Regions from separate parts of the Mus musculus genome. Here all the other regions are linked to region 2. The links are chromatin loops, found by intact Hi-C in ENCODE. Cell type or tissue: heart. All regions are shown on one strand. Region 1 has its middle 46 kb from the start of Gm42291. Region 2 has its middle 93 kb from the start of Gm42291. Region 3 has its middle 110 kb from the start of Gm12519. Region 4 has its middle 120 kb from the start of Gm12519. Region 5 has its middle 78 kb from the start of Gm12511. Region 6 has its middle 17 kb from the start of Klf4.

Region 1 (4,000 bases), 140 kb before region 2:
CGTTGACTGCTGACCACGGATGCAAACTGTACCTAAGCTCTGCGTGTTTACGGTTTTCATTGGCTCATCGGTGTGTGTCTTCTGCCTTGCAAAGGATCCCTAGTGACACACTCTTTTATCTATATGAACATGGGACACTTGGAATCAGTCATCTTTCAAGGACATTACTTCCCACCTCTCTGTGCCCTTTTACACGTGCCTATACATGCATATGTGTGCATGTGTGTGGAGGCAAGACAACAGCCTGAGCTGTCATTTCTCAGGCTCTTCTCTCCAGAGAGCTGTCAATCACTGTCCTGGAACTTACCAAGGAGACCAGTAAGCTTCAGGTATCCTCCTATCTTTACCCTTTGAGAGCTGAGATTACAAGTGGGAGTCATATGCATGACTGTATTTTTAATATGGATCCAAGATATTGAGCTGAGCTCCTCCTACTTAGAATGCAAGCACGTTATTAGCTGAGCTATCTCCCCAGCCCAGCTGTGAATACCTCTTTAGAATTAATAAATAGTTCTCCTCTAGTCTTATCTCTTGATAACAATTGTACTTTTCTAGCCATAGTTGCTACAGAATGAGAGTATTTCAAAAGTGGGATGGATAACTCATCTCTGCGTTTACATACCCAGCTTGCCAGTTTTCAGGATGAGATGGCAAGTTCTCATTCAGGCGTGGCATTCAGCTACATCAGATCCTTCTGGCTTGAGTACATAGGCATCACCAATGTACAATTTGCAGGTTACGAATCCAGCTGGAGTTAGCTCCTGGGGCATCAGTATAGAGAAATAGCTTTTTGGCTCCCTTCATCCAACCTTGTAGGTCAGGTAGCCAGAGGGGAGGCTCATTCCTTAGGGATGAGGAAACAGCAAATAAAGCAGGTGGTCAGCCAGTTTACTCTTTGAAACATCGGTTTGGACTCATGGGAATAATCTCATCCAGTGTCTGTTACAACACATTCTGAGGTCTTAGAGTTGTCTCAGAGAGAATGGGAGCTTTGAAATAAGGTTACAGGCCTCATCCATAAGGGAGCGATAGCAAGGAATGTGAGAAGTGATGAGAAAATTATTCCAACAGCTAAAGAATATGCTACCAGCATCATTTTAACTTTGAGCAGGAGACAGCCCAGAGTCTCCCCTGCTCAACCCCCTCCCCACTGTGAGGGTCAAGCCAGCTTGACTCTGATGTCCTCAGGTCCCTTTTCTGCAGCCAGCCTGGTCAGTAGCAGCTCTGCCTCAAACTTGACCCCTGGCATCTATCTTCTCAAGGTTCTGCAGGTATTTTCAATTGCTTGTTCAAAGACAGAGTACCTTGAACTGCTTTGAAAGTGAGGTTGAGTCATTTGCTATCTTTGTGTATGTACTGGCAATCATGCTTGTGTGTGTATGTGTGTGTGTGTGTGTGTGTAATCTATATATCTATATTTGTATTTGTGTTGTATGTGTGTATGTGCGAGTGCATGCATATGAATGTGAGATCCAGAAGTTGACACAGAGTGTATTGTTGATATCGAGGGTCAACATATTCTAATGCTGTCAGTTACGAGTGAACAATACAAAATTACCAAGTAAGAAATTGACAGAAGTGAACATGCTCAGCTCAGTACCCTTGAATGGGACTGGGCAAAAAAGAATACACAATTTCACATTCCCCTCTTCTCCATTAGTGGGCTCCAACTCCCACCTTCAAAACTAACACTTAGTTCTTCTAACTCAGATGTCTTTCTCTCCTAAAAGCCAACCAAGACTTTGGGATAGTAATTTCATGAAGAACTGTTTAAATATAAAGATCCCTTCCATTAGCTGAACCATAGATCCCATTACTGAAATAATGGGTGAGGCATTCCCTCGCTCCAGTTATATTTTTCCCTTCTTTTATGTTTATTGATTTATGCTTTTAGCCTTTTCTTAGTTCTGGTTTGTAAAAGCTAAGTATTCATTCATTTCACTAGGTGGCACTAGACATAACTCTGCGTTTGGCTAGTGCCAGCTCGGAAACTCGAAGATCTTTGGAGGGAAACATTTCTCAGGGCCAGAAGTCATCAAGTTCAAACTGGGATATAGCAGTTGACTTTGCTCTTTCTTCTAGCCTTTATCTGTGGTATTGGAAGGAGCCACTTAGCAGGACAGAGAGCACGCTGAACTTGAAGCCTCACTACGCAGCAGGAGGACTGTGCGTTAAGTAAAGACCCTCTCAGCTTTGCACTCTGCCACATGTCTCACTTCCGTAGAGAAGTGATCGTCCTCTGTTAAAGCCGCTCTATATTCCTTGCCCTTATCCTGCCATTACTCTTTGTCTAATACTTTGACTTATGAGCCCTGAATATGTGAATTATTTCCTGAATACTCTTATATAGATACTAAAAGCCAGATTTAGTCCTTACATAGTGTTGGGACATAACCAGTTCCTAGGAATACAAGCCTGATATATTTACCCAGCACTTCTCTTCCCTCTATGCTGCACATTCTAAAGGATTCTCTCAAAAGAGAAGATAAAGACCTTATCAATCTGTGCTTTCCCACTCCTCAGTCACTTGTGCTGTTAACCTACCTCCGCCTATCAACTGACTTGGCTTTACAATTTAATTAACGACTTCATATTAACCACAGTGTGAGGGAAAAGATATAAATCATTACTAAAAGTTTCTTCCACACAACATAGCCATCTCTATGACACAGCTGTGTTTTCCTTACAAATTTACCCTTTGTAAAGGCACCAGATGATCCATAGACACCCACTACTTTGGTGACAAGACTATGTACACTAGTATGCAACGTGATTATTCTTGAATACTATTAGAAGAAAGCATATGCATTTCCATAGTGCCCCACAGAAGGAGAAGTTGCATCCGATGTGTCTTAGGTCTGATGGATATTATAAGCAAAGATGATTTTCTTCCTGACTTGGATCAGTAACAGATGGCCACCGGGACAGGGCGACGCTCTTTTCTATTGGTCCGTCCAGTTAAAGGTTTGTCAATGTTGTTAGCTTTACAGCAAAACAACTTTAATCCCATTAATTTGTTTTCTAATTTTATATTTTCTTTTGCATTTGTTTCTGCTCAACGCTTCTTGCTCACGTTTTTCTCTATCCCTCGGAAGGAACCTCCAGTATAGGTGACTTCATCTGTGACTTTCCCTCTAAGCAAGGCCTAAGTTCTGTTGCATAAGCTTTGATATGGTGAATATCTTTCATCTTAAAGTATTTTCTAGGTGTATCCTTTCATTTCTTTTTAACCCTCTGATATTTTGTTTAATTTCCTCACATTTCTGATTTTTCCTCTTACCCATTTCTGAGATTATTCTGATGAATTCAGAAAACATACTTTGGATGATTTTAGCCCTTTTAAATGTCTTTATGTACTTGTTTTATGGTTAGAAATATAGTCCTTTCTGAGAATTTTTTAAGTTTTGGAGGAAAATATTTATTTTTTAAACAGATTTATTTATTTTTAATTATGTGTGTATGTATATATGCATGTGTGCATTAAGCAGACTGCATTGGATCCCTTGGAATTGATGTTCCAGACAGTTGGGAGCTACCATGTAGGTGCTAGGAAACAAACAGGGGTCATCTGCAAGAGTAGCAAGTGCTGTGGTCTCCTGAGCCATGTTTTCAGCCTGAACAACATGACTCTGATGCTTTGGGGAGGAATAGTCGCTCAGGCCCGTAGATATAGGTGGTGTCTATAAAGTTCTACATTTCTACATCCTTCTTCTGCCCCAGTTTCTGCATCACTGGAAAGGTGATGGTGAAACTTACCAGTTACACTGAGTTGCTCTTTAGCTCTGTAAGCTTTTGTTTGCTTTATTTTCAGCCTTATCATTATAAGTACGTATGTTTATAGTTACTGTACCTGACTAATGGAACACTGATGGACTGATACTTATGTTATATAACATCAGTTACTTATATGGTATAATACTTACATTATATAACATCTTTTTGTTTCTATTAATAATTTTGACTGTCTATTTTGTTATTAGCAAAGCCAACCTAGATTTTT
Region 2 (4,000 bases):
AAAAGCAGGCTTGAGTGAGATTCTATGATAACATGACCCAGGGCTGCAACGCTGGGGACAATTGCATCAGCATCAGCATCTGTCCTGCATCCCAGGCAAAGTCACTCACAACAAACAAACCATCCCCAGGACAACAGCAGCAGTGACGGGAAGGAAGTCTATGGGCCAATGAGCTGTGGAAAACTGGGCAGAGTTCTGCTTGCTGAGCTGGTCTGAGTGGGAATGCCTAAATATCTGCAGTTAGAACTCCTTTGCCCCAAGCATCTCAGCTGCCTGAGAGGGAAATTGAGGCCTAAACAGCCAAAGTGGCAAGCCTTCTGATCATGGTGCCCAGTGCAGCGATCTCTGTCACCAAACTGACAGCCTCTTTGGTTAATATTACAGTTTAGGAGAAGAAGTTCGACAGCTTTTCTCAGGTTGAAAAGAAAACAAAACAGAACGATTTAGTTTGTCCAGCTGCTGTGCTGAGTTACCTTAAAGGCTCAGGTGGTGACAGCAGCGTGTTCAATGACCTGGATTTATTTATTGCCTATTTTTATTGTTACAACCTGGCCATTCAGTGTCTGGCTCTCAGGGTGACCTGTGGACATAATAAGAATCCATCCCAAAGGAAATATTCTCAGTCAACCAGCCTGGTTACTCTACATGGAAATCAGTTGAGAAGAACTAAAACTCTATCTTTGCTTTTCAGACCGCACTGGGGTCGTGTCTACTTTGGTATTTTCCTGTGTGGAAGCCTCAGCGGAGTTCTGTTCCTTCAGGATTCTACCTCCATGCCATGTTGACTCTGAAGGGAAGTTGAAAGCAGTCTGTCAAGGTCAGTGGTACACTTGTCAGCCATTAGTCTGGGACAGGGTAAGAAAAGAAGTGCTTGATTGGCAATGCTTGGTTATATTTTGGTGGAAGTACTTTTGTGATAGTGTATTTCAAACTCCCAACATGTGAATGTATTTGCAGAGTTCCTGGAAATATGAACTCTGCCTCCACAAGCCTTCTCTGTCAGTCTCTGGCACACCTCTGAAGCTCTTTGAAGAGAGAGAGAGGACTAGAGTTGGGAGAGGTGGTTAATTCTGCTAAAAATACCAGACTCTCGGGAGCGGGGGAGATACAGTGTTTATAAAGCAAAACATGAGGTCCTGCGTTTGATCCCCAGACCCCACATGGCCATGGTTGTTTCTTTGTAACCCCAGCAAAGGGGAAGCAGCAGTGATAGATTCCTGGGACTTGCTGGTCAGCCAGTTTACCTATCTGGTAAATTCCAGGTTATTGAGCTATCCTGTCTGAAAATACTGGTGGACAGCATTCTTGACAGACAGCACCAATGTGGTTCATGTCATGTTGATTGTGTTGTTGTTCTGTTTTAGATAAAGCTTGTCCAGATTGAATATTCCCAATCTGTTAATGTTTAGCTTACAATACAGGACTCAACAGAAGTGTTCTTCCAGGTGGGGACCAATGTGTGTCTATGTGTGGGCGTGCATGCTCCACGTGGAACATGGAGAAACAACAAGATTCATGTAGAGCACTGGAAGAAGCCAGGCCAATTTAAACACAGGTCATCCTGGTCTTTGCTACAAATCTTGATGGGACTCTGAAGTCCTTTTCCAGATCCTTAGAATCTTTTTTTTCTCTGTTTTTATTAGGTATTTTCCTTGTTTACATTTCCAATGCTATCCCAAAAGTCCCCCATACCAACCCCCCCCCAATTTTGGCCCTGGCGTTCCCCTGTACTGGGGCATATAAAGTTTGCAAGTCCAAAGGGCCTCTCTTTCCAGTGATGGCTGACTAGGCCATCTTTTGATACATATGCAGCTAGAGACAAAAGCTCCGGGGTACTGGTTAGTTCATAATGTTGTTCCACCTATAGGGTTGCAGTTCCCTTTAGCTCCTTGGGTACTTTCTCTAGCTCCTCCATTGGGGGCCGTGTGACCCATCCAATAGCTGACCGTGAGCATCCACTTCTGAACTTAGAATCTTAATAAACAGGCTTGGAGAAGTGTTGAGAACAGGGAACCTGATGTGAGCTTAGCATTAGCATGTTCTGATAAAGCTACTGGAACAAAGTCAGGGCTGCTGGATGCCTTAGGGACTAGAGTCTATGACGACATGGGGCAACCACTAGGTGGGGCTGTGGCCGAGGGGACTCCAGGGTTTCTTTTATGTGGGTTCCAGTTTCTATTTCCTTATTCTCACTCTCTCCTTTTCTGTTCTTCTCTCTCCCTTGCTGCTTATCCTGTAGCTGTCTTAGCTGAAGAAGCCTGGGTTAGCCACCTCCTTGTGCACTGATCTCTACAGCTTGCTATAGCAGGGACCTGGGGCCTCAGCCTTCTCCTGTAGGCTGGGACACTGGGTGGAATGCTCAACTCTACTCTCCCCTGCAGTTTGTTTTGTTTTGTTGTTTTGTTTCGATTCGTTTCTTTTCTCTTCCAACATTCTCAGCTCCAGTCTTCAATCTGAAGATGGATAAATAAACAAATCGAAACTGAAATTGAACATTGGCCCCAAAGTGAGGACATCTGGGAGGCTTTTAGGGAAATGTACGTGCTTGCTGGGTTTCCGGTTACATATTTTATGTTGCCTGGTAACAGAGCTCACAGTTCACTTTCTGGCTTTCTTCTCCCCCATCCCCTGTTTATAGTGTAATTACTGCCGTGACTTCATAATCCCCCAGTGAACAGCTGTCAGGGGGGCCCAACTGCTGAATAAACAGGGCTATACAAGCTCTCCTCCACTGGCTGGTTTACTAAATAGATCAATATTTGGTTTGTAGGCAAAGAGATTAGGAGGTGGAAGTGTCTTTTGAAAAAGTCTGCTGGCTTCCCAGGGCCTCCCAGCACACCTGAGAATGTGGGAAAGAAAAACCAAGTTCATGGAGGGAAAAAAAAAAGGCCCATCCAAGCCTTTCACCTGCTGGAGACTTCCCAAGGAGCACTGTGTCTTTAGGAGGGCATCCTCTTCAGGAGGCATCTTAGGCTCTTAATTCTAAGTCCTAGAGAATTCTATTTTCTTCTTCCTCTACCTCCCTACCTCTCTTTCTGTCCTGGCCCGATCACATCCTCTTTAATCTTTCTAAATGGATATTATAGCCTCAGGGACTCCAAGAAGATTCAAGGATAAACAGGAGCTAAGCCCCTGAAATGCCAGGCTCCCTCCAATGCCATCTTCTCCGCACAAAAGCCCTGGTTAGAAATGCCATCAAGAGAGCAGCCTCTGAGGGTTCTTTGTCAAACTCAAGGTTTGTGTGACCCTCTGGGAAAGGGTTCTCTTGACCTTGATTTTTTTTTATGTGTAAGGAAAGGGCTGAAGGGCAGGGGGGCCCTGCCTGAAGTTTCTGGAGCCTTACAATCTAAACCTCTAGGCTGGCTGGCTCTAGGACCTGGGGCAAGTCCTTTGTGGATTTGTGCTCACACAGTCTGGGTCTAAAGGCTTCTTCCAGGTAGGAGTGAAGCAATGTCTAACTGAACAGAAGAGAGTTTACTGCAAAGGCCCAAAAGAGACTGGGAACTCCACAGAGTTGTCCTACCTTCCATGTGGAAAGGGGAGAGTTAACCTATTACTGTGATCATCAAAGGAGACAAAGGATGAATGGAATTTGCCTAGATTATGGTCTCTTTAAAACTAGCATTGTTTAATTTCTCCTGAAGCTAAAACCACAGTGAAGAAAGGCTTGGTTAAAAAATGGGACAGAAAGAGGAGATGCAGAGCTCCTTTTCTGTGTACAACTCCAGTAGATCCAACTTCACAAAGACAAAGGCACTGCACTAATTCAACTTGAGACTTAGCTATTCAGTGTCCTGGTGTTTCATCGTATTGTCTAGATACATTATGTCCCTATGTTGCAAATAATTGATGTTCAGAGGTCATCAAGACTGTTGTTGAGGGTCGGGCCATCTTTCAGATAAATATGTGCCCCCCCTCCTCCGATCTAGTTGTAAAATTTTTTGTGTTCCTTCTTCACCACAGAAGTGACTGATGACTGATGCACAACACATGGAAAGAG
Region 3 (4,000 bases), 110 kb after region 2:
ATTGTTTTAAACATTGGCTTGCCTATTTGCTCACTCCTTCAGCATTCTCAGGATAAACAATTTTCCTAATGTAAGAAAAAAATCCTATTTTGTTACCTTTACACTTATACATTATTTTAGGAAGATTGCTTCCTTATCTGGTCATCTCATCTAGGAATTTAAAACTTCTCTGGATTTTATATACTTCTCTTTGAATCTTCTACAGTTTCATTTAAGTAGCTACACACTGTGGGTTCTGGGAACTGAACCCCAGTTCTCAGAAAGAGCAGTATAAGCTTTTAACTTTTGGGCCATTTCTTCAAGCCAGATTCCTAATAGTGCTGACAACTGTTACTCTTATCTAAGTAGTCATCAAATAGTAATAGTTTCCTATTGTTCCCATAGTTCTCTTTTAAAATCCTTTATTTATTTACTTAATGTATGTGAGTATACTGTAGCTGTCTTTAGACACACTAGAAGAAGGCATCGGATCCCATTGCAGATGGTTGTGAGCCACCATGTGGTTGCTGGGAATTGAACTCAGGACCTCTGGAAGAGCATTCAGTAGTGCTCTTAACCTCTGAGCCATCTCTCCAGCCCGTTCCCATAGTTCTTAATTTATTCTATTTTATGGTCCAAATTTTCAGAGAAACAAGAAACAGTGATGTCACCTGTCCTTTTCCTTTGGTTGAAACCCTTGTGATACTTCATCATGAAGTAAGGCAAGATGATGTTTTGTTCTCTTTTAGAGGGACAAACACATGCTTTTATTACCCTCTTTAAATCTCATTAAAATTATTAGAAAAAATAACCCAGAACTAAAACTGAGATGATGATGATGATGATGATGATGATGATGATGATGTGTGTGTGTGTGTGTGTGTGTGTGTGTGTGTGTGATCTGAGTGAGATTTTAGTACAATAAACATGTTCTGGCTCCTGAGTGAGGAGCAGGCTGACTGGGTTATATGTTCTGGTAGGAATATCCTGTGGTACTTGTTTCTCTTCAGCTTGTGGGTGGCAATTCCCCAATTTAGAGATTTGTTAAAATATGGGGAAATACTCCACAAAGCCTAGTAGAAACAGACCATGAATGTGGAGAAATCTGCATACACCACACCAGGTTTCTTCTACAGGGTGAATGTTAATAGGCAACATCCTTCATGAAGACCTCTACAGCCTTTAATTTTTGCTTCTCTTTTATCACAAACGATCTCATTGTCAAATAGTGAAAAAACAGTTGCAAATATGAACAGAATGTGTAGTTAATAGCGAATGTGTAGCCCCCTCCCCCCAAAAAATCTCCATAGCTTTAGCATTGGTTCATTTGGATGTATAAAGTTTGGATATAGCAAATGTTTTACTGACTTCCTTAAACCAGCTCCATGATGTTTTTGTTTGTGAATTAATTAGAATAAAGAGACTTTTTAAAATAAAAAATTAAAATAACGCAAATGAGATTATTAGCTTCTAGCTGGAAAGGATTCTGACTCTTAATTACAGCCATAAAAATCCCCAATGCTTGGTTTCTTCTGTGAGGGCCTTGTCAGGGCAGCGGTGGGGAAGCTTTGCTGTTGAGGGCAGGAAGGAGAAGGGCAGGGAAGCCACAGGAAGCCTGAGCCACATCTCCTGGCCCCTCCCCTGAGCAACGCTGCGTGTTGTTGCAGTACTGTACTGTTCGACTGCGCAATCATAGTTAACATTCTTCTTCCAGGCACATTGAAAACGTTTGGCTTGCATTCTCCTCGAGCTGTTTTATAAGGGCAATAACCAAGGCCAGGGTGTGCTCTTGTCAGCAGGCAAAGCACGCAGTGCAGGCTGCCAAGAGTTTCCTGCTCCGGGGCCACCCATCCTTGGCTACAGGATGCAGGGCTGGAGCTTAAAGTAGCTTGCGTGGAGCCTGTGCTGGGACTTTCTGTTCTCACAGATCATGCTTGAGATTCCATCCTTCAGCTCTGCAGCCCTGATCAGTGGAGTCTGCTGTGTTTGTGCTTGTTTGGGAGTAGTTCTGAACACATGTCAAAGCAGCCGTCTAAGGCTTAGCTGGGAAAATGGTCTTTGAAGGCTAGCAAGCTGCATTTTCCTCCTGCTAATTCAAGCTCAGAGTTCCCACGAGTCAGCTGCTGGGGAAGTGGGCATTCCCTTCATCTACTCCCTGTGAACTAATTTCTGGAATGGGCTGACAGTGCACATGCCAAGTGGAAGGTTCTAATACTGTTGCCCCACCCCATTTGAAGTCCACCTTGGCAATGGGCAGATGGCTTTTGCGTGTTATTTATTGCCAGGGTCTGTGAAGGGGAGAGTCCCCAGGAGATCGCTGAAGCTGTTTTTGCAGGATTTCCTTTGATTGGAAGCTGTTGGCTGTGCTTTCTGCAGCTGGCTCTGTCACAAAGCAGAGGGCTCAACGCATCCCCCATGAGACAACTGCCATGCCAGCACCAAGGAGGTGCTGGCTGTGAAGTGCCTTGGACGAGAAGATGAGGTGCTGTTGCTGTTGCCTTCATCAGTAAGGAGGCAGCTTAGCCTTGGGAGGAGCGGAAAGAGCGTTGGCGCACATCTGAGAGGTTTACATTGGAATGTCAGTTCTTCTGTTAACTGAAAGCATGACCTTGACCTAAAGTGTTTTCATTTATAAAATAGCAATTGGTAACTAAAAGATTCATCCTGAAACTCATGGCAGAGAACCAATAGGATAAAACATGCATACTTTCTCTCCTTTCTTCTGAGTTCCAAAGCCACCCTGAGCATTCTAAAGCAGGATGGATGACGTCTATAAACTCTCTGTATCTTCTCCACTTATTCAACACTCATCTGGTTGTCATCCAACAGACTGAAAAATTAGAAAAATAAATAAATATACTCTTGTGCATTTAAAAATGTAGATAGTGTATTAGCTGCTAAGGATAAAGAAATGTACGTTGAAGACACGGTCCAATCTCTTGTCTGTCTTAAAAATAAAGGAAAAATAAAGATGTTAAATGGCTAATAAATGTTAAAGATGTTATAGCAGTGGGTACAAGAAGAAAGGGACATATGCAGATAAAGTATTTACTGTACTCTGTGGACTAACAAAAGGCCTTTCAAAAGAGGGGATGGCTACCAGAAGATTGTGTTAAGCTATGGAGGGCAACATCAGACAGTTCCAAACTTTAGAGACAGGAGTCTTGCTGGCACTTGAATTTTAAGTGTCGGAAGATCCATATGCTAAAGGTTTGGTCATCAGATAGAGGTGTTATTGCGGTGATCTTTAGGAGTTGGGACCTTAGAAAGGAAGTGAGGCCATTGGGAGTTTCCTGAGGGCATTATTGGGGCCCTCCTCTCTCTTTCTTTGCTCTCAACCAGCTGCCATGAAGTTACCAACTTAGTTTGACCACATGGTCTTAGGCTTGAGGGTCTGCCTCTCTCCTAGCTCCAAAGCAACTGATCCACCTATCCCCAGAGTGAAACCTCTGAGATGGTAAACTCAAATGAATCTTTCTTTCTTTTCTATACATTGATTATTCCAAGTATTTTGTCACAGTGCAGGAAAGATGACTGATACAATCTTTAAAACACGGAATAAAAGGAAGCTACTCTTTTTAAAAGAATCTATTATCTGTAAAAGGAAGGGTTTAAAAAGTTGTAACATCGGGGCTGGAGAGATGGATCAGTGGTTAAGAACACTGGCTACTCTTAAGAAGGTCCTGAGTTCAATTCCCTGCAACCACATGGTGGTTCACACCATCTGTAGTAAGATCAGACGTCCTCTTCTGGTGGGTCTGAAGACATTGACAGTGTACTCATACATAAAATAAATTAAAAAAATCTTTTTTTAAAAGATCTAGGATCTAACCACTAGGTTACAATAGTCTGTAGGTAAGTTCAGCTCCATCTGTCTCAACAGAATTCCTTTTGGCAGTCTAAGCAGTGGTATCCTAAACCAGGGATAAACTTATAAAAGCCAAGAAGGGGATTATTTAGCTGAAGAGTTTTTTTCAGTTTGTGGCATGATTATCTGCCATGCACACAGCTTTGAGTTTGA
Region 4 (4,000 bases), 100 kb after region 2:
TCTATTTTAGTGAAAGGTTTTAACTTCTTTAGACTCAAAAGACCCAGCTTCTTCCAAACATGATAAGATTTTATGTATCAAAGCATCCTGTGCACTTAGTTACAAATGCACTCTGGTCACTTCAGTTAAAAGGGGAGGCTCTTTTCCTTGCTTCTTTTTTATGTCAAACATAATTGCCATAATAGGAATACATTTCAGATTTTGTATGGCATCCTCATCATTTCTATACAAGTTTAAATTACTTAACCTTCTTTTTTTTTCTTGGTTTTTGGAGACAGGGTTTACTTAACCTTTTTAAATGCAAACTAAGTTATCAATATTTACAATACACAGAAATTTCAAAAGGTAAACTAAGAATGTGCTCAAATCCCTAAATGCATATCTCAGAAGCAACTACAGTATGTAATTTCTTATAGGTAAGATGATTTTTGTCTTGGCACATATTTTTAAAATAACTTGTTTACATTCAAATATACTATATGTGAGTGTATGTAATTTCACTTTGGCATTGTCTGTTAATTAGTTTTTAATTTTGGAGTACTCTTGAGAGCAGTATACTTCTTTGATGATTTCAGTGTATGTAATGTATGTGGATGATATTCACCACCATTTCCCTCTCTAATCACCTAATCACTGTTCTGCTCCTGCTTGGCTCTTTTTTTTTTTTTTTTTTTTTGGTCTATCCACTGAAACATGGGTGTTGGGTTGGAGAAAACTAGTTATGTAAGCATGGCACCAACCAGTGCCTACACTACTAAAGAAAATGACCCTGGCTGCTTGAGCAACCAAGAACTGCCAGCAGCAACTCAGAGAAGAGTGAGGTGTCATACACCCCTTCAACTTAGGAGTTCTTAGTAAGTAGATAAAACCAACTCACTTTCAGAGACTGTGATGTTTACAGATTTTAAAATGGCATGTCTTTTCTGCTATAGAAGTGGTGTGGAGAAGGACTATATGTTTCCTTTTCATCACCAACCCCTCAGCAGTTACAGTACGTGTGCTTTATAAGCTGTACCCTAGAAGAATGTCCTGGGTTAATGAGAGAGAAAAGCAAAGGACACCACAGGACACAGCTGTGTGATATGCTTGCTTTTGGCTCTCTGAGTACAGTTGTATTTGCTCAATAAACACAGAAAGTAATAACACAAATTGATACCATTCCTCTAAAGGGAATGATAGCAAAATGGAAAGAAAGAGCCTTGAGATGCATGTAAGAGGCAAAAGCATGTAAAACTTAGGGAAGCATTGGAGGGTGTGATGATTATGGGCTGAGTCTACAATGACTCAGGAGTTTCTGGCTAGTGTGGGAATGGCTGGTTCACAGCCTACAAGATGAATGTAATCTGTGCATTTTTATAAATAAAGTTTTATTGAAACACAGCCACACACATTCATTGACACTTTGTCTATTTCTGCTTTTACCTCTAAATAGTGGGGTTGACTAGTTGTGACAGAGACCATATGACCTTCAATGACAAAAAGAAAGAACAAGAGAGGGGAGGGAAACAGACTGCTTGTCTCATCTTGTCAGCTGAATCTTGCTTTGTAAACTATAAAAAATAAGGTAGGGAATGGAGGCATACAGCTTCAGTTCTTTAACATGCTGACTTTAGAGTGCCTAAGAACATGCCAGGCAAAGAGGTTCAGCTGAACTGTGTAGCTACAAGGCTAGATCTCAGGCGTGAAATTATGACCAAAAACATAGATATGGTAGATTGCGGTCAAGCTGCGGCTTTGTTGACTGTGTTGAAAGCCCATGACAGCTGAGCATCTGAAATAAAGATCTCATGGTGATAGGCAGAATACACCGCCTGGCTGAGCAGTGAGTCAGTAATGTTTGATAATGTTCCAGGTAAGGGCATGGGAAAGACAGGGGTGTGTGTGCAGTGCATTAGCCTCTTCGAGAGTGTGTGGTAGGGGAACCCTGGAACCAAAAGACCAGGCTGAATCCTTCCACTACCTGGGTGATTCGAAGGGTAACCACTGCCATCCTAAAACAAGAAGGCCCCTCCTCTCCAGTGTTGCTCTGACGTTTTGTAAACCCAGGCAAGGAGAAGCTTGTTGTGTCCATTGACTAAGAGGAGGAAGCTAAACGTTGGTTCTAGATGTATAAAATTTTACTGTCTTCAGAGTTAAGCCTAGGTCTGCAATGGCTGCACTTTGTAAGCAGGCTTAGGACTTGTGCTGTACTAGACCAGGCCCAGGGGTTACATCCAGTCATTGCAAGGACAATGTACTCTCTGAGTGTTCAGACTTGCTCCAGCATGCCCGTGAAACCTCTCATTTCCAGAATGACTCACTTCCATTTCCTCTTTTTTGGCAGCTAGGGAAACAGCAATCCCTCCTTCTTTCCCACAGAACCATACCTTGGAGTAGGGAGTGGGCAAGCACATAAAAAGATCTCCAGGAGCAAAGCCGGCAGCTGAACTCAGGGTGTCCACAGCAGCGGTCACCAGGGATATTGAGTCGATGGGTTCTTGAAGAGGGTATTAAATTAATGTTGTATAGACCTTCCAATGTCCTAACCATATATCAGACACAGACTGTCCTAAAGAAAATGGTTGGAAACTCTGCTAAGATTTTCTATTTGGCTCTTTTCCTAGCCACTTGAGATAATGAACTTCCTCAAAGTATTGGATACTTTCGTTAGAGGCGTACAGAAAAGGGTGACTACTTATAGATATTCTAGATGTTAATGGATATGGAAAGCCCTTCTTATCCTTCTGAACCTATTCCAGTGGACATCTATCATTTGTCTGTCTCAAAGACAGCTTCAGAGTGTATATGTCTGGATTTTTCTAGTTTTGACAAAAGGCCACTGTGCTAATTATTGCAAAAACCAATAGAACCAACACATAGGGAAATAATTAAGTCTGATCAGGTTTTACCTCAAATCACATTTTCAGCCCTATTATGAAGTTCTTGGCTTTTATATTTAGTGTTAAGTTCCCATACTTCCCTGCCTAGTTTCATGCAATGTGAATGTGTGGCAAGTGTGTATATTCTCAAAATGTATACATTCACGGCTGGAGTGAACCTGTGGGCCTCTGTGTGTGTGTGTATGTGTGTGGATAAGCATGTGTATATATATATTTTTTTGTGGATGTGCTCGTTGTGTGGAAGGAGCTCTCAGATCCCACAAGCGTCAGCTGCCTAATAGGAGGCAATCTGTGCTAAGTTTTCAGCACATGCTTTTTGCAGAATTAAAGGGTGCAGGCGCTAGGAAACCACAGGACCCTACACAAACTATTCTGGGTCTTCCCAAAGACCTTTAATTTACTTGTATTTAAAGACACTATGGAGCCTTCAAATGTTCATCTCTTCCACAGCCTTAGAAGACAGTCGGTCTATCACTTGCTTGGAATTATCTCACTGGCTGAGCTGACCCCCACCAAACTGAGCTGACCACCACCAAACCTGAGCTGAATCACAGAGTGTTAGTGTTTGCCTGGTATTCGCCGCCCCCCCCCCCAACCCCTGTGGCTCAGACACAAGACAAACATTGCTGCCTTTCTGCTTGCTATGTTTAACTGTCTGTAGTACCTAAGATGCTAGCCCCTTTCATTTGGCTGTGGTTTGCCTTCTCTTGGCCGCTTCAGTGTTCAAGTTTCCTCTCAGTACAGGACTCAGAAATGTTTCACCCGAGAGTTTGAGTTTCGTGATTTTAATTATTCACATCGTCTAAAGTTGGCTTTGAAATCAACCGTATCAGGCACGGCGATTCTCCCAGGAGTTTGAAATGGAACCAAGAAGGCAGAGACGAGGAGGCATCGGATGCCAAACCACACCAGTGATGTGCCCACATGATTGTGTAGGGGGCTGAGAAGCGGCAGGGGACTTGGGAAGTCCACAATAAGACAGACTCTGCCTTTAAAAAGCCTAATGTGGCTCATCGTCCCCAAAGCCCTTTAGAAGATAAGGACTGGTCATGTTGCCTTACATGTTTTCAGATGTTGATGCTGTGGAAGGATGGCTGTAGCTGCAGAAGGTTAATGGAAGT
Region 5 (4,000 bases), 570 kb after region 2:
GCCCTCAAGACTGGAGAGCAGAGAAGCAGCTAGAAAACCCCTGTTGTGTGTGCTAAGTATTGCAACTCGCAGTTCTAAGAGAATGTAAGAAGAAACCGAAGAGACTCGGACAACAGAGCTAAACTTTTATTTATCCCCCTCCTGCTTGATTTGAGTAGGATCTGTTAGTCCAAAAGTAGTAACAGGATACAAGGAGGGAGGAGGGGAGGCGAGATGCTTTAGACATGGAAATTGACGTCTTTCCCCTTCTTTTTAGTTCAAAATCAAAAAGGGAATTCAAGGAGAAGAGACTAGAGCGGGTGGGGGGGGGGGGGGGGGAAGAGAGGAGAAGAGAGCGAGGAAGAGAGGAGCCCGGAGTCGTCCGCAGTCCGCGGGCTTCCTACCCGCAGAGCCAGGACCGAAAGCGCTTTTCCGCAGCCGCCGCGGGCTCGGAGCTTTTAAGGGTTTCTAATCCTGGAAGGCTGTCTGACATCACCCCGTTTCTTGTCGGCTGATGTTTCGTACAAGCCTCTCATTTCCTCAGCGATCTCGGAGCCGCCAATTACTGCCCCGATCTGGTGTTTATGTTTGCCCGGTCCTGCGCCTGGCCCCGCGCCCGCCCGCGAGCCTGCGCTTCCCTGGCCGCGCGGCCCGAGGGGGTGGGTGGGGGGCCCTGGCCCGCGCACCCCAGCGCAAGGGAGGGGTCCCCCTTCATTTTTTTTCATTGACTTCAGCACCATGTGATCAGGAAGTCTGGCCTCCCTCCATTTCCCCTCCCGACTGAAGGGAAACATTGTGTAGCAGCCTGCCGCGGCCACTGGTGGGATGGCCTTCGCTGGCCTGACGTAGGGGGATAAAAATAACCGGCATATTTAAGGCCGGAGCAGGAATCCCGGCGCTCACACGCGGCCTGGTCAGTTCCCGACGCCGCCAGCAGCGCTCTGCGCAGCATCCTAGCTGCTGCGCCAGCCAGCTCGGGAGTGCCTGCACCGCACATCTTGCCCTTGACCTGGGGACCCAGGCCTTGGAGAGGCACCTCGCAGAGCCCTACCCTCTCCATCCTCGGCGGCCTTGCGTTCTGTGTGCTGCCTCCCTAGAGATGAGAAAGGAAAATGCACATCAGGATGGCCTCAGAGAAAGTGGCCAAGAAGCCTGATGCTCCCAAGGTTAATACAGCCTTTGTCTCAGGGGAAGGTGACAACAAGCTGCCACTCCAAAAGCTGCATGCCTCCAGCCAGGCTCAAATCAAGTCCCTTCTACACCTCCCTTTTATACTGGAACTGCGTGTTTCGAAGATTTACAAACATGTGGGAGAGCGAAAAAACAAAGCAGCAGCATTTATCAAGGCCAACTTCATCAAATAAAACAGAAAAGATCCACCATCATCACTACGCCCCTAGAATACCTAGTAGTCTGAAATAATATGATTTCCCAGTAACTTGTCCAGCTGTTGCCCACCCCACCCCACCCTACCCCACCCCCAGCCAGAACACTCAGGCTGCCCCCTACAGCCCTTCACTGGGGCCGCCAGCTATGCAGGGACCCAGAAAACAGAAAAGGAGGAATATTCCTTGTGCCTAGATGTGGAAGCCCTCATATCCCACAAGCACCCTCCCTCCCTGTGAATCTGTCTGCAGCTGGCATTCTCCTGCTCATGCCCTCGGGTAAACCTAGTGCCCTGTACAAGAATTTCGGACCTCTTATTTTTACACAAAGGGAAACTGAGGCTGGGCGAGGTGAGTCAATGTGCTGATAGGACTTTCTGCACCATCTCCGTTCAGTTGCATCATCCATGCCGTGGCGATTTCTCACTTCGTGGAAGGAAGCCAACTCAGTTCTGCTGCCCCTCCTCCTCAGCTCCAATCCAGCCCAGCAGAGGTGAGTTCTCTGACCTGTGGAAACCTCACCTCTGCTCCATACACAAGTTTTTACTCCCAATTAAAAATGAGAAGTCTCCCTGTCTTCCGTTGTCTAAAGTAACAAGATATTCCAAAATTTCTGGCACAGTGACTCTCCTAAAAAGCCAAATGTTATGAGGAAAAGGAACGGACACCCTCCCTCCCTCCCTCCCTCCTTCCCTCCCTCTCCACTTTTTGGTATTACAGGGATGACAAATATCTATTTGTCCGGGTGGACGAGGCAAAGAAGTATTCCCTAAGAAAGACTGAGATTTAACCACCTCAGAGGAGGAGACTCCAAGGATAGATGTGACTTGGCTGATTCTGCAGCTCCCAGCACACTGACTGACAATTGCTGTTCTTGACCCATAATAATTAGACTGAATGGATAGAAGGGATGAGGGAAGCCAGGTACAGCAGATCAACCGAGGTACATCAGAAATGTGTGGTCTGGTCAAAGCTTTAGTGACTAGTGATAGTCACATTACCATATCCCTGGAAGGTAGATGCCATTGTCCCCGCTGTGAGTGTACAGAAAGTGCCACAATATGAAAGTCTGAGCACAGCATTTGAACCCAGACAGCTTACTTCCAGAAGCTGTGTTCTTAACTACTAGGCTAAATTCCAAAAAGCTGAGATGTCAGAGAAGCACCCACCCTTCCCTAGGCACCTCCTTGGTTCCATGAGGCTGAGTCCTGAAGAAGAAAAGGCTTTGTCTCTCAAGGCCCCAGGTCTCAGAGAGAGAAGCTTGAACACACAACTGGACTACAAGTACCTCACAGGCAGACATGGCACACCCTCTTCTCAGTTACCCTACATCGCTGACACAAATGTCTGTTGAAATGGTTACTCCTTACAGAAGCCAACCTCTGGACCATCAGCCATCTTCCCTATTTGCATCGAATGTAGCTAATGACTATGACATCAATCAAGCCTACCTAGCTGCTTTTCCTCTGGCCTGAGAATATCTGAGGACAGAAATAGTGACTGGCCTGGTCAGTATGGGGACAGTGGCCACTCACTTAATATTGATAATGGATGCACACAACGCATTAGCCCTTCACTGCCCTCCTTATCGATCAGTATAGGCCCCTGGTGACCATCACTCTGACTTTCAGTGTCTCAGCACCTCATCTGCTGCCCCACAGAATTTGCCACAGATGTTTTTTGACTTCCTTCTTCTTTCCCATAAACTCACGAATGCAGAAACCACCTCGATTTGCCTACCACAGTACACCCCACTTGGATTAAAGTGCCCCACACATTGTGACGCTCAGTAAACACTTAAGAAGTCGATGAGCAAACGAATGAGCAAGTGAATGAAGGAGTATGCAAATGCATGAATGGATGAATGGATCAACATTGCGTGAAGCAAGCCTTATCTCTTCATTTACAATAAGTCTATTCCAAAAGTCAGTCGGGACTATGGAAAGCCACTGAAATAATGCCACTGCCCACGTTATATTCATAAAGTAAGTGCTTTTTGTTTGTGACCACTCCAAATCCAAGACTCATCCATATTGAAGATAAAAAAAACGACATAAAAGGGGGTCATTGAATGAGGCCCTTCTTCTCGTACAATGTGGGCTCCAGTGGCCACTATCGTTAGAGCTACACACAGACTCTCTTTATGCCTCTCTGTTTTCATTAGCTCGGGTAACTTGCCAACGAGTGATCCTTTGGGGCTGAAATTTTCCATGCTGGGTCTTGGCAAAAGGTGAATTTTGGGGAAAAGTTTGAATAAAATCCCTTCAGCCATTTTTTTTTTTTGGTTTGATGAGGATTAAAAAAAATACATTTTTTCCCTCGCCTTTAATTGAAGACATTTTTAGGCCACAGGAAATGCCAGTTCAGTTGAACTTTGAAAAAAAATGGAACTGAGATCTAAACCCACCTAAGGAAACAGGGGAGATCATTTGGGACTCAAGAAATTTTTTTAATTAAAAAAAAAAGTCCAAAAATGTCCTTTAAAACTGTGTTGCAGCAGCTTTAGCACCCATGGTATCTGCTCTCAGAGCCTGGGCTGTATAAGTCTCTCCGTTATTTTAGCAGATCACAAAGGCTCGAGCCATTTAGAAGGGTTATAAAGCTTGGATTTCAGCTCCTCTGCCGTGACATATGAT
Region 6 (4,000 bases), 710 kb after region 2:
TGTTGAGTCTTATTTGCTACTGTTTCATCTTTCTCCTTTGGCTCATAAGCATATGTCCTCTCTTTGGCCAACAGTGGGGCATTGGCTACGATAGTCCTAGTGTAACCTCAGAAGCAGCTACACACCATTCAAGTGATCAGCAATGAAGACAGGCCAGCATGTGTGGAGGCTTCCGTCCTAGCGTTCCCATGCTCAGCATTTTATGCATTTTTCTCATTCAGTCCCTGTGATAATCATGGGAGATTACAGTTCTTCTCATTCTGGGGCGGGGGGGGGGGGACAGACATGAGAACCTAGATGAGGCTGGACAACTGAAACAGAAGAAAAGCAATTGAGCAATGAAGTGATGGCTTCACTCTCTCCCCCCCTCTCTCTCTCTCGTCTCTCTGCATATTTATGGAGAATGTTCAAAACTTCATGGTTGAGGTGATTGTTCACACTAAGGACATTCCAGAAGGAATGCTGTCTAGGAGTTACTCTTTCCAGATTGTACTAAAAGAGCTTTGCTGCTTCGTCTTTAGCTCTTTACCCTGCTTGGTTTCCTCTTGATACTTATTTAAAACATATCAGGATTGTTTCTTCTATTTCTCTTCCATCACACAACACAGTGAAGACAATACCATGACATACTTCATCTGAAATCCCGGAATGACGACAGCACAGCCCATTCCACTTAGTGTGAAGACTCTGCAGTGGCCTTTCGGATGGAAAAGGACAGCCTGCCCGTTGCTCACGTCAGACCTACTCTACAGTAGATAGTTCTTTCAATGGCTAAGGAGAAGCCTATTGGAAATCTGCTTGGATAAACAAACCCGCATTGAGTCCAGAGGTAATCATTAATGTTTCAAGGGCTAACTCACTGGATGCCCTTTTCCCTCTGATGGCTTCCAAGCACCCCTGATGATGGGTTTCGGGAGATAAACTTTCCAGTCAGCAGACTCCAATTGAGAAGACAATGGATTGGAGATGCAGAGATTAACAGGAGTTTGGGTGATGAACGATTACTCCTATCTGGTCTGTGTGAAATGAAAGGAGCTTGCAGCATCCCCAGATAGGAGTTGTTTGGGTTTCAGGCCCATAATACCCTCCCTCTCTCCACAAAGGATTAGACCCTCTCTGAACAAAGCTAGAACAGAATCGTGTGGGTCGGCCAGACTCTGGGCCTTGACCTTGCTCTGCTGTTTCTGGTCACGTGCCACTTGTTTGGGATTTTGTTTTTCTGTGTTCTTCCGAAGGGCGACTTTCCCAGCGTCAAGAGCCTTTTCAAAGTCACAAGCGAATCATCCCTTAGTTCTTCCAGGCCGCTTTGGCAGGCTTTCTCTACCTTCCCCAAACAGGACCAAGCTCCTATATAAAATTCATAAAATTCTTGGCAGGAAAGAAACCCTCCCATTGGAATGAACAGATGTTGGGCGAGTAACTTTGCCATGATGAGTTGTTCCTAATACTGTAGGTCTAAAACGTGTGAGGATGTTAGCTTGTATTTTAATGAATGTCAACAAGTTCTGGGCAGTTCTTCCATCGCTATCTGTGGCACACACATAACAATCACACACCTGAATTTCTACAGAGTCCTTGGGGATTGGAAAGCTATGAAAAAGCGAAAATGGAAATCCAACGTGCATGCTGATGTATTATTATAAGCTAACTCTCAGAAACACCTTTCCTCTCTGCCCAGCACCTGGATGGTCTACGTGCTTCTCCTGAGGCAATTAGCTTTGGGGGAATCAGCAGAGACGACCAGGGTCCCCACCCCGGAGACTGGAGTGTCAGTTGCCTGGGCTTCTGCTGGCTGCAATGCAAGCCCAGAACCAGCCTATCCACTTTGGGATTCAAAGTCGGAAATAGGGTTCCCTGTGGGGTGGGATGCGGTGCGAGCCGCTCCGCTACAGCTGGCGGAGGAGACTTGGGACTGGACTGGAAAGCGGCGCATGCGCGACCCAGTGAGCATCGGGCTCCGCCTGGAGTCCCCGCTGAGGGCAGTTCTCGCTCTGCCGGAGCGCACCAACGTATTCCAGGTCCCCTGCCACGCCCGGAAGAACTCCTTAGCGTCCCTGTTCCTCTCCAAGAGGAGGTGGAATGGAAGATCGTAGGGTGTGGCTGGCGGAAGAGCCGATCGCCCAGAGTCCGCGACGCTCTTGGGCGGCCCCGGTGCCCGGGAGGCCTGAGGGCTTGAGCTGGAGGCGGGTGCGGCGCGGTCTGCAGCGCCTCCCGCCGGTCCTCTTGCAGTAACGCGGCCGCAGGAGGGAGAGCCTAGACCCAAGCCCTAGACTGACTCTTGTACGGGATTTCTCATTTTGACTCTCATCAGTACTTGGTTTGGGGCTCCTGAAACTTGATTCCCAGGCCTCTTCTTGGCGGATGAATACTGGGAGGTCGTACGATCATTTCAGAGAAGGAGTGGGTGGGCTGCAGACGAGGACAGGGTTCTGGGTTTGTTTCTTATCGTTTTGGTACCAAGGATTAAAGACAGGATTTTGTGCATGCTACGTAGGTCTTGGACAGCAGAGCTACAACCCCCCTCATTTACCTTCCCACAGAGAAGAAATCCGACTGCCCAGGTGGGATACTGTCACCTGTGGCTGTAAACTCAACTGTCTTCTCTCTGAACTTCATTTCCTCGTTGCAAAATAGTAATGATCTTATCTGCTTCCCAAGTAAGAAATGCAAAGCCCCTAGCTGTGACATCAGCTGTCAGGGCCCAAGAGCAACAGTACTACACACACACACACACACACACACACACACACACACACACACACACACACACAAAACAGGTGCAAAGAGAGACTTTACTCCTCACACAGTCAACCAGCAGATCCAGGGTCCTTTTTTGACAACACATAGCAGATGCTCAGCGGTCTATAGATCTTTGCCTGTGGCAGTCATGTTTGCTCACTCAGGCAGCTTGCAATGCAGAAAACTAGGTTTTTAAGTGGAGTTGGGGCGGTGGCTTATATGCTGCAGCTCCTGTAATAAGGTCAGAGTACAACTTAATTTTCCCCATTTCTTTCCTTATTTAGTGTGTGTGTGTCATCTCAGACAACGTGTGCTACTGTGTTCTCAGACACTTAAGAGGGAAGAAAGTACCCACTAAGCCACATCTCAGCCCATGTAGGAAGCTCGGACTACTGGGACCATGTGCTCTCATTTCTCCTTAACACCTCTCCCACACACATCTCACATTCTTTCTGAAGTGATCGTGTTAGAAAGTGTTAGTGTACACAGACTTACCAGTTGCCAGAGGTCTTTATCCTATAACTTCCCTTGGACCCAGTACAGCAGGCACATCTCTCAGGGTGAGTTACTAGTTCCCGCTGGAATGGAGCAGTGTGCAGATTTGGTGGATTGGGGAGAGCTTGCCTTCACGCCCTTTCCCAGACTTTGACTTTATCAGAGGATACCTCCTGGGACACCTGCCACTTGTGTGCTCTCGCTAAAGGTTGGCACTTTGCCTAGAGAGGGGGGAATGGGTCTTCTTGGACATGTTCTTTTTCAGTCCTGTTCTGGGGCATCTAATTCAACAGTCAGCGTGAACGGAGACAAGAGTCACCATGGAAATCTATTAGGAGTTTTTATGTGTTTGTTTGCTTCTGCTTCTTTTCTAAAAGGGTCTCACATACTCTGGACCTCACCCCCTCTTCTTTCACCTTCCAAATTCTGGGACTGTAGGCGTGTAAGGCACAGGCAAGTGAAGTGTAACCTCACCAGACTGATCTGTTGGGATTTTTTTTTAGGGGGGTCTGTTTTGTTTTGGGTTTTCTGGTGCTCTCTGTACCAGAAGTAAAGGGCTATGATGAGAAGGGCATTGGTACGGTGTTTGTAATTAGTCCTACTGAGTATGGTAGTCCGTGCTTGTTATCCCAACACTCAGGAGGTTGAAGCAGGAGGATTGAAAGTTAGAGGCCAGCATGGGCTGTTTCCCCAAGACTCTGTCACAAAAATTTTTTTTAAAGGCAAAACAGTTTAAACAAGAAGTATATGAGCACTGATGTAATAA

What was found. Hi-C counts contacts between places; a loop is a spot of excess contacts. Peaks named below come from ENCODE experiments on the same cell type or tissue, not always from the same donor. Only the 100,000 strongest peaks of a DNase experiment are listed, where the experiment ranks them.
Region 1: a loop joins it to region 2, with 2.0 times the contacts of the local background. A loop is called at or near these places in 3 of 42 quality-filtered maps.
Region 3: it touches region 2 in a loop (2.5-fold over the local background); 2 of 42 quality-filtered maps call a loop at or near these places.
Region 4: a loop joins it to region 2, with 2.4 times the contacts of the local background. A loop is called at or near these places in 2 of 42 quality-filtered maps.
Region 5: a loop joins it to region 2, with 2.6 times the contacts of the local background. A loop is called at or near these places in 4 of 42 quality-filtered maps.
Region 6: a loop joins it to region 2, with 7 times the contacts of the local background. A loop is called at or near these places in 24 of 42 quality-filtered maps.

The regions. Positions count from the first base shown.
Region 1 is chr4:56,360,276-56,364,275 of GRCm38, reverse strand. No RefSeq gene overlaps it. Among named protein-coding and RNA genes, the nearest start is that of Gm42291, 46 kb to the right of the region's middle. In heart, a CTCF peak has its summit at 1,932 (motif pointing right); no DNase peak of the experiment used is centred here.
Region 2 is chr4:56,220,780-56,224,779 of GRCm38, reverse strand. No RefSeq gene overlaps it. Among named protein-coding and RNA genes, the nearest start is that of Gm42291, 93 kb to the left of the region's middle. In heart, a CTCF peak has its summit at 2,118 (motif pointing right); DNase peaks (open chromatin) are centred at 89, 2,119 and 2,609; H3K27ac peaks cover 490 bases.
Region 3 is chr4:56,111,745-56,115,744 of GRCm38, reverse strand. No RefSeq gene overlaps it. Among named protein-coding and RNA genes, the nearest start is that of Gm12519, 110 kb to the right of the region's middle. In heart, a CTCF peak has its summit at 1,747; DNase peaks (open chromatin) are centred at 1,774 and 2,294; H3K4me3 peaks cover 452 bases; H3K27ac peaks cover 1,225 bases.
Region 4 is chr4:56,120,155-56,124,154 of GRCm38, reverse strand. No RefSeq gene overlaps it. Among named protein-coding and RNA genes, the nearest start is that of Gm12519, 120 kb to the right of the region's middle. In heart, no CTCF peak of the experiment used is centred here; no DNase peak of the experiment used is centred here.
Region 5 is chr4:55,648,092-55,652,091 of GRCm38, reverse strand. No RefSeq gene overlaps it. Among named protein-coding and RNA genes, the nearest start is that of Gm12511, 78 kb to the right of the region's middle. In heart, CTCF peaks have their summits at 45 and 902; DNase peaks (open chromatin) are centred at 691 and 1,621; H3K4me3 peaks cover 1,295 bases; H3K27ac peaks cover 1,771 bases.
Region 6 is chr4:55,513,048-55,517,047 of GRCm38, reverse strand. No RefSeq gene overlaps it. Among named protein-coding and RNA genes, the nearest start is that of Klf4, 17 kb to the left of the region's middle. In heart, no CTCF peak of the experiment used is centred here; a DNase peak (open chromatin) is centred at 2,037; H3K4me3 peaks cover 1,123 bases; H3K27ac peaks cover 652 bases; H3K27me3 peaks cover 1,296 bases.